Regions from separate parts of the Homo sapiens genome. Here region 2 is linked to region 1. A link is a contact called in ENCODE Hi-C or POLR2A ChIA-PET data. All regions are on one chromosome and are shown on one strand. The core of a region is the stretch at or near the end of the contact, and the rest is flanking DNA. Distances in the headings are between cores, read along the strand shown. Region 1 has its middle 120 kb from the start of LINC02101. Region 2 has its middle 130 kb from the start of PLK2.

Evidence for each region. A loop is a pair of places that touch in the nucleus more often than their neighbours do. ChIA-PET counts read pairs that join two places held with the same protein, here RNA polymerase II (POLR2A). Pooled maps may share reads with other maps.
Region 2: a map of PC-3 shows a loop between it and region 1 (2.0-fold over the local background). The contact joins two enhancer-like sites. A Hi-C loop is called at or near these places in 1 of 168 maps with a recorded cell type or tissue (PC-3) and 1 of 50 pooled maps. POLR2A ChIA-PET finds 5 or more read pairs at or near these places in 2 of 52 experiments (MCF 10A and PC-9).

What each region holds. Positions count from the first base shown.
Region 1 is chr5:58,239,757-58,244,420 of GRCh38, reverse strand. No RefSeq gene overlaps it. Among named protein-coding and RNA genes, the nearest start is that of LINC02101, 120 kb to the right of the region's middle. Within about 2 kb of position 2,873, at least 6 of the 41 ENCODE cell types and tissues checked have a DNase peak (open chromatin) inside an H3K27ac peak, as active enhancers do; they include PC-3 and PC-9, where a contact is called at or near this core.
Region 2 is chr5:58,328,177-58,332,840 of GRCh38, reverse strand. No RefSeq gene overlaps it. Among named protein-coding and RNA genes, the nearest start is that of PLK2, 130 kb to the left of the region's middle. Within about 2 kb of position 1,925, at least 2 of the 41 ENCODE cell types and tissues checked have a DNase peak (open chromatin) inside an H3K27ac peak, as active enhancers do; they include PC-3 and PC-9, where a contact is called at or near this core.

The DNA of each region.
Region 1 (4,664 bases), core at 1,624-4,123:
AAAGTGATGTGAGATGAATAGAGTTTGGATTCCAGAACAGAGCTTGTATTCTCATCAACACATATTTATAGAGCCCATATGTCCATGTTTTTCAGGGATAGCCCTGGTTTACTCCTGCTATCTTGCATAATATAATTACAACTTCACCCTTTCACTCAAAAACATCTTGGTTTTGTCAAGAATTCATATGGTCATCCTAACTCTTATATGCCTGGAGTTCTGTGAGGCACTGGGCCTACAAGAAGAGCTGGTCTTCAGGCGACTCACAGTTCTGAAAGCAAAACAAGCCTAGGAACTAAATGAACACCATCAAGAAAAGCTAAGAAATAATACATATTCCTGAGAAAACTTGCTTAGATCTTGAACAAATAGTAGCAGTTGGCTGAAGGTTAAAGAGAAGAAAGTTGTGGGGTGAAAACAGATCACAATTAATCACTATATTGTTTCTAACTGGAGTAGGCAAAAGAAACAACACATGCCCAAACTAAAGAACCATGAAAGAAAATGATCTCTGTGAGGTGGTGTACACAGTGCAAGTCTCAAAGACTTGAGTATTACAAGAAACCAAGTTTGCTAGAAGGAAAGTACATAGTTAGTAGAAATAGATTTTAATATATACTTTTAAATATCTTTTTTCATTATTTTACACCCTGGACCTCATCTCTCCCACACCTACACACACACACACACACACACACACACACACACACAGTTACACAGCTGAATGGGGCATATATGTACATGTGTATATGTATAGATGTCTCATATATGTCTTCTATTCTTCAGCTGTATGATAATCTATGGTAAGGGGTGTTCTATATAAGAGAAGCCAGAGAGTACAATTTTTTCCTAAATGTTTTTCAAAATTTCTCCCTTTATTTTATTTTTCCTTTGCCTTTTATCTTTCTTTTTACTTCCATTCTGTGATAGAATGCTGGTTTCTTCTCTTCTTAGAAATAGCTAAACCACAGTAAGCAGCCCCTCGATGAAAGAGGGAGGCTTTTTGTTGCTTTCTGGACAGTGGGATGTGAAGGAATTGATGTGCACCATTTCCAGGCTTGTACACTAAACCTTTCCCTATCATCAGTCATGTGCTGCTGGTTGGATATTGACTTGTAGTTCTTGGTATGAAGGGAGAAATCAGACTTACTGTGTCAAGCCATTGAAATGTAAGGGATGTTTGTTACAGCAACTAATGTTAATCATTTTAAATAATACACTTTCTCTTCCTCCTCACTTTTTCCTATGAAGTTCAGTAAAAGCCTGAAAAGATGAATGAATTATTCTAGCTGTTCTCCTGTACATCTTTTCTAACTTTGGAACCAGCTAGGTAGATGAAGAAGACTTCAATTTTTGTTTGGATTTATTTTTTAATTTTTAATTTCATTTGTGGTCTATTAAAGGATTAAAAACTTATCTCCTCAGAAGTGGGCCTGGGCAACTCCTCAGCTTATTTGATTATTCTATCATGCCCAATCTTCCTCCAATGTTTATTGGAGAAACAAAACACATTATGTAAAGATATCAACTTGGACTCCTTCCATATTATTCAATTTTTATGAACAAATGGAAAGAACAGTGAGTTGGGATTTGCTTCCTGGCCTCTCTCTCTGTCTGGCTGCAGTTTTAGGGGCCCTCTACACCACTCCAGTTTGGCTCAAGGTGACTGCTCAGGCTCACTGCCCTCCCTAACCCCTGTTATTTTCTTCACCTTCCACTCAATTACATGTGCCTTGATACGATTTGGCTATGTCCTCACCCCAAATCTCTCTTGAACTGTAGTCCCCATAATTGTGGAGGGACCTGGTGGGAGATAACTGAATCATGGGGTTGGTTACCTCCATGCTGTTCTTGTGATAGTGAGTGAGTTCTTACAGGATCTGCAGGTTTTATAAGGGGCTTCCCCACTCCCCCACCCCCTCAACCCCCCTACTTTTGCTCTGCACTTCTCCTTGCTGCCACCATGTTAAGAAGGACATGTTTGCTTCCTCTTCTGCCATGATTGTAAGTTTCTTGAGGCCTCCCCATGCTAAACTGTGAGTCAATTAAACCTCTTTCTTTTATAAATTACTGAGTCTCGGGTATGTCTTTATTAGCAGCATGAGAACAGACTAATACATGCCCATACTAAAGGCTTCTCTGCTTTGAGGAAGAAGTCAGAATACATTCATTTATTAAACAAACTTTGACCCTCAGGAACCATAAAATTCTAGGGATCCAGAGATAAATAAAACACAGCCTTTTCCCTTAAAGAGCTTGAAATCTGGTGATAAAGAGAAACATGTCAGCAGAGAATCACAATAACTATGGTGGAAATACGAACACCTAGTAAGAGAGAGGACATGACTAACTTATCCAAAGTTATCGGGAGAGGCTTTACAGATAAGTTGACACTTTAGCTAGGCTTCACAGAAGAAGGCTTTGTCAGGTGGAGTAGAAAAATAAAGGCATATGGGCATATGCAACTGTAGGTGTAAAGAAAACAGTTAAGAATAAGCATGCCACAGAATGATAACTATGAGGAATTAATTATTAGAGCATTAAGTTTGTACACATTGAAGAAATGTGTGGGTCTAGATTGAGAAGACCTTGGGAAGCAGCTTAAAGGACTCAGGCTTTATTTGAGGGGCAGGTCTTTACACAGTGCAGCTGTCATGATAAACACATGATTTTGTTTATAGTGTTAATGGTTGACACCATTTTATCATTTAAACAGTGTGTGTCTAGGGCTATCCAGGGTCTCTTTGAAGCTTTCTTAGCTATGATTTCATGTTTGGTGAGTCAGAGGGAGCAAGCAGGATCAGGAAGTACCAAACAATAGGACTGGGAATAACCGTTCTCAGAGGTTGAAGGCAGCGGATAAGGTCAGAGGGTGGAGTCTCCCTCGTCTTCCTTCACTGGTCAGGCAGAGCCCAACTCAGGTCCAACCTTGCTCTTCTATGCAAGAGCAACAGAATTGCTGGGTCTCAGACACAGGGACACCATTTGCTCTCCTTAATACCATCTTCTAAACCTGTATTGATTTCAATGCTATATACATGGTGGATATTCAACATGTGTTTATTGTTGACAACTGTACTGACCTTCCTCAACATCCTTATAAGAGGAATAAAGACAACATGTCATCACGACAATTAGGATACCACCAACTAAAAGATACTATCGTATACAAGGTGCTTCTTATATTGTATATGGAGACAATAAATTGTGTTATTTCTCTAAAAAGTGCACATATATATATATATATACACATATATATACACACATATACAATATATATACATATATACACATATATATGTATATATATGTGCACTTTTTAGAGAAACAACAAAATTTATTGTCAAATAATGTACTTTGTTTTATAAATTTTGAAAATATATAATAATAGACCTAGAATAGTAGAACTGGAAGGAAGCTGATACTTCATCTAACCTCTTATTTTAACAATGATGAAATTAAGGCCCAGAAATACTTTGCCAGCCACTAAATCTCTAATAGGATTTTAATCCAAATGAAGCTAATTCAGAAAAACTTTTATCTATTTCCAATAAAATCTCAGATTCTTATAACCCCACAGCTTTGATTTTGCATCTAAAATATTGTCAACAAGGATTCTTCTTGGTTTATTACAATTTTCCTCAGTTAAGTTTTTCTACAAGACTGTGTCTACATGAAGGTAAGACCTTCCACCCTTCTGAATGGTGCATGGCACATGGTATGTGTTTAAAAATTCTTGTTGAGTAATATTTAGCCATGCTTGCTCATGCTTATACAAAATTTAAATACTTCTATTACATAAACATTAGATATTTTCTTGGAGCATATTATTGAAGGAAGAAACAAAATCATGCCTATCATATCACTATCAAATATCACTTTAAAAACAATCCTTTAGCATTTTCTGAAACATAATGCCAAGTGGATGATTCAGATAGAAACTTCCGGTTCATGTTGATTCTTTTAGGCTTTGTCATGCCTTCGTGATGGCTGGTGATTGCAGGAAACATTATTTTGATCAGAGAAAGCTGCATATGGGTTTGCCTTCCATCCTGAAGGTTCAGATCCTTTGATGCTGAACCTGAGACGGAAACAGTCTTCTTAAACAAACTTGGTCCTTGGGTCTTCTATGGAATGAAAGAATCGTATCTCTGAAGTCAGTCTAAAATCTCTGAGCCAGTGAGTCTCAAATAGTGAAGAATGCACACTATCAAATGGGATAATATGTAATTTTTAAAAATTATAGTAAATACAATAGAAAGCCTATTTATTGTTTTCTGCAATACAATCAATAGAAAAACAAGCTCAAGAGAATCTTTGCTGGTTGAGAGAAGCAAAAGATCGGCTAGAGATGGGGGTGGTGGAGCGTGTGCGACAATATGTGATCCATTAATGCCTAAGGTAGGAACTGGCTCCTGGGAAGAGTCCACAGTGGGGATCAAAACTGTCAATCCTGTGCTAAGCCTTGTTAGTAGCACCCAGCCACTACTGACTGCTATTTATAACAGGTTCTGCTGGAGAATGTGATCCATCTTCAAGGATAAGATCAGATGGCTCAGGAAATGGCTGTCAAATTGTTTACTTTCTCATGACCTTTTCTACCAAGTCACCCAGCAGGTGCTTTCAGAAGAGTTATCCCAGAAGAGAAAATCCCCCAAACAACA
Region 2 (4,664 bases), core at 676-3,175, 89 kb before region 1:
AAGTTTCCACCTCTAACAGGAACACTATCTAGAGGATAGTTCATAGTGTTTGTCATTAAAGAAAACAAGCCAACAATTCAGAGATTAGAGAAAGACCAAAATAGGAAGTACTCAATTAGATTAAGATGTCCCTTTCCTTCAAAGCAAAATAGAGCAAAGATAAAGAAGGGGGACAAAACCCAAACTGTCCAAGGTAGTTAAACATTAGATGAAACACCTTTGCCATCTAATGTAAATGTCCTTTGCAAATTTTGTCTATACTCCCCGTCCAGTTCATAATTATTTATCATCAAAGATTTTTGTTCGTGTTTGTTTTCTCCCCAGCATTATTCAGGTATAATTGACAAATAAAATTGTACAAATTTAAGATGTACAATGTGATGATTTGGTATGTGTATATAATATAAAATGATTACCACCATCAAGTTAGTGAACATATCTGTCACCTCATCTAATACCTTTGTGTGTGTGTGGTGAGAAAATTTAAGATCTACTTTCTTAGCAAATTTCAAGTGCACTATACAATATTGTTACCTACAGTTACCATGCTATAAATTAGATCTCCAGAAAATATTCATCTTATAACCAAAAGTTAGCATCTTTTGATGAACATCTCCTCATTTCCCCACCTCTGCAGGCCCTGACAACCACCCTCTATCCTGTTTCTATGAGTTCAACATTTTTAGATTCCACACATAAGTGAGATAATGCAGTGTTTGCCTGTCTCTGTATGACTTATTTCATTTAGGGAGAGATCCATCTCCCTGGAAACTTGGATAGTCATGATCAATCTGGGTTGGTGCTTCTATTGGAAGTCCCTAGATACCCTGTACATTATTGCTGTGATGTCAGATTGGCACTGATGACACATTTGTTTTCAGTAGACTGGAAACTCTTGGAAAAAGAGTACAGTTGATCTTTGTATCTCTAATCAAGCATAACGCTTGACACACTCATGGGTTATGAAGCTGTTGATATAAAATAAGACAGGATGTTTCAGTTAGCTGTATGCAGGGATAACCCAAAGGGTTAATTTCAAATATTATGCATGGACAAAGTTTATTAGGTCAAAACATAAGTCTAGTACAAGGAAAAATACTGAAGACCAATGGGGAAAAAATTCACTTATTTTAGAATGACCCATTTTAATTATTTTGAAATTTGATCTCGACAATTTCATTGTTAACCTCCTGAGGGTGTCATTTTGATTCTGAAAATTATTATGCTTTGAAGTTAGATCTATTGCCACCTCAAATTCAGTTACTGATGTAAAAGGACAGGAAGAAAATTCAGTAAAATCATAGAAAAAATAAAACCCATTAGCCCCACCTTGCAGCCCATTTTACTGCAAATAGCAAAGTAACTCAAAAACCATGTCTTTTTGAGTATAATTTCATAGTGCATTTAAAGGAAAACTCATATGGAGATTATTCTCAAAATTCAAATTTAACATTTTTGAGAATCTTAACGCCACAAAGAAGAGGAATTTTATCAACTGAAGTAGCCAATCCGGCTTTTCTATTCCTTTATTTCCTATTCTAAACTTCTGTGCTACTTATCGCCTCATTTAACTTGTTAAGAAAAGATGGAGTACACAGTCAAAGAACTCTGCCATCCAAAGTAATTCACAGTTCTGCAGCAAGAGTACTTTCTGATCTCAGCAAGAGGCAAATCTGTGTAGCTGGGTGAATATGGGAGATGAATGATTGCTTAATATATTTTAATAGATCGTTGGTTGGCAACCTCATATACCAGGCTTTCTAAACTGGAGCACTGGAAGACTTGAGGAACAGTAGCTCTAGGTCATTGCAAAAGTAGAGTTGGTACTGAATCCACTTGATTTATAGCCTTTTGATACATTGTGAGAAGTTACTGCAGCAACAGATTGTGTCACCTAAAGTAAAGAACATTTGCAGATGTCAGAGGAAATGAGTAATCCTTACCTGGAGAAGTAAAGCAGGTAGCCAACGCCTCTTACCAGAAAGTGATAGTAGTAATGACATCACTTATTATCTCCATTTTTTATTAAAAAAAAAAAAACCATGGGTATAGCATTTGCTGTTAATGAGCACTCATAAGACAACCCCTAAGAAATATATTTTAGGTGTTCCTATGATGTCTCTTAAAGGACACTTTAAGATCAAATCTGAACATCATTCTTATTTAAAACAAAAATAAATTGGCAATGTTAATCTTTTTTTCTTTATTTTTCATCTGTAGTGACTTTAAAAAACTAGTTTAACTGCCAAAGTAAATACTACAATTTTAATGTGTCAGATAGTATTTTAAGAAGTGGAAACAATTATGTAAACATTTCTTTGTTGGATAAGTAAGGTGAATTAGAATAATTTTTAAAAATTGGAATCAATGATTTCCACTAAATTGTGTGTAAGATAAATAACAATGTAATATTTAAAATACTATCATGACAGTCTTTTTTTTTTTTTAACTGAGTTTTACTCTTGTTGCCCAGGCTGGAGTGCAATGGCACGATCTCAGCTCACGGCAACCTCCACCTCCCGGGTTCAAGCGATTCTTCTGCCTCAGCCTCCCAAGTAGCTGGGATTCAGGCGTGCACCACCAAGCCTGGCTAATTTTGTATTTTTAGTAGAAACAGGGTTTCTCCATGCTGGTCAGGCTCGTCTCAAACTCCCAACCTTGGGTGCTCTGCCCACCTCGGCCTCCCGAAGTGCTGGGATTATAGGTGTGAGCCACTGCACCCGGCCGATAGTCTTGAATAACAGAATTACTTAGGTGATATATATACATACATACATATATATATGCATTTATAGACTTATAGAGTTACAAGAGAAAATTTGTTTTCAAAGTACGTAGCCCTTATTTTCATTTTCTTGAGTTTATAAAGGTGAAAGCCAATGATGCATAATTATTTTTAACTTCCCAATTTTGTATATAATTCTGCCTCAGTTTATTTAGTTTTGAAATTTATCACTGATTAGTAAATATCAAGTAGAACATAAAAATCAGTTTCTTTGGAAAAGTTGGAATGGATAGTGCAGGGTATTTCTGGAGGCCACTAAGCAATTGTATAGTTAGCATCTAGAAAAAAGAGTCTAGTAACTAACTATGGTCACTGATTGCCTATGATTTATACAGAGCATGGGACAGTGTTGGTCAGAACTTGAATTTTCCATAGCTCTACCCACTAGTTAATAGCACCCAGTACTTAACAGTATTTAAAATAATGACTAAGTTTTCATCTGTTTCTGAATTACATACTTTTCAGTAAATTGGTTGGGCTAGAACTGGGGTAGAAGATACTGGAAAAATGTACAACTCAAATGAAAATAGACCCCTTTAATTTTGGCTTTAATCCTGTGCTCCCATTTCTGTCTTTAATTAGAGCTCCAAGTTGCTGCTTCATTGTCTTCCAGATGTAATTGCCCCATATGTGTACAGAGCACTGAAGTGAGGCCTCAAGTAGGGGGTGGTTCAGGACTGGGCTAAAAACCCCATTTTAGATGATTTTTATCAACACCTTCTTGGAAATTGGTTAAAGCTCTAGTTTGTAATTACCTACTATTCATGGTTTAGAATATGATCTATTTCCAGACAAGTGTAAATTAACATGCATTTCAGTATTTTCAAAAGAATGAGATTTGGGAAATATGCAAATGTCCTTGAAAAACATTGAAAGGCTATGGAGTAATCAGAGTATTTCTTCTTTGCCTTTGCCTCATGCTGTTTGTTCACTTGGATTTTTTTTCTCACCTCACTCTTTTCGATTCAAAATTTTATTTGCTTCTTCAGTCCTTTTCCTTTAGTGAGTTTATACTTCCAAATTCTTGCTGCCTAGGCCTAAAAGGGTAGAATCATTGCTAAATTAGCTGTCTTTCTTCAAAAAGTGCTTCCTTGAAGCATACTTCTTTCTCAGATACAAACACTTCTAAAATGTTCAAAAAATACGCATGAAGAGGTGTCAGAAAGGCCAGAGTAGCAGAACTAGAAAGAATTTTAAAGATCAAATAGTCTAGAAGTTGCTGATTCTTAGGATCATACATTATGTTTTTATAGCTTTATTGAAATATAATTTACCCATACCTAAAAATTCACTCTACTCACATTAATTTTTAGTGAATTTAGCTTCAGGAATCATCTAAATTTTTGGCTTATCTTGAAAAACTAAAGCATTTATGAACCCAGGGTCAAAATTTGGCTGAAACTGAGTGGCATTATTCTTTTTTAGGTGGGACATGAATTCTCCAGTTTGATACATATTCCTCCATACCTATCTTCATTTGTGCTGCCATAACAAATATGAGAGACTGGGTAATTTATAAGCAATGGAAATATATTTCTCACAGTGCTGGCGGCTGGAAGTCTAAGGTTCCAAGATGGTGCTTTGAACAGTGTGTAATCCTGAGGGGACAAACACTATGTCCCTCTGTGGCAGAAGTGATGAAAAGGGCAAAAAACGCTGAACACTTTCAGTAGCCTATTTGTAAGGGTATTAATCCACTCATCAGGGCAGAGCTCTCATGACTTAATCACCCCCCCAAGAGGCCCCACCTCTTAATACCATCACTTTAGGGTTTAAGTTCTAACATGAGTTTTAGAGTGACACAAACATTCAAACTATACTAATACCTTACAGTCTTATACTTAGCCTGCTTTATTTTTTGAGCGACTGCCAGAATCCT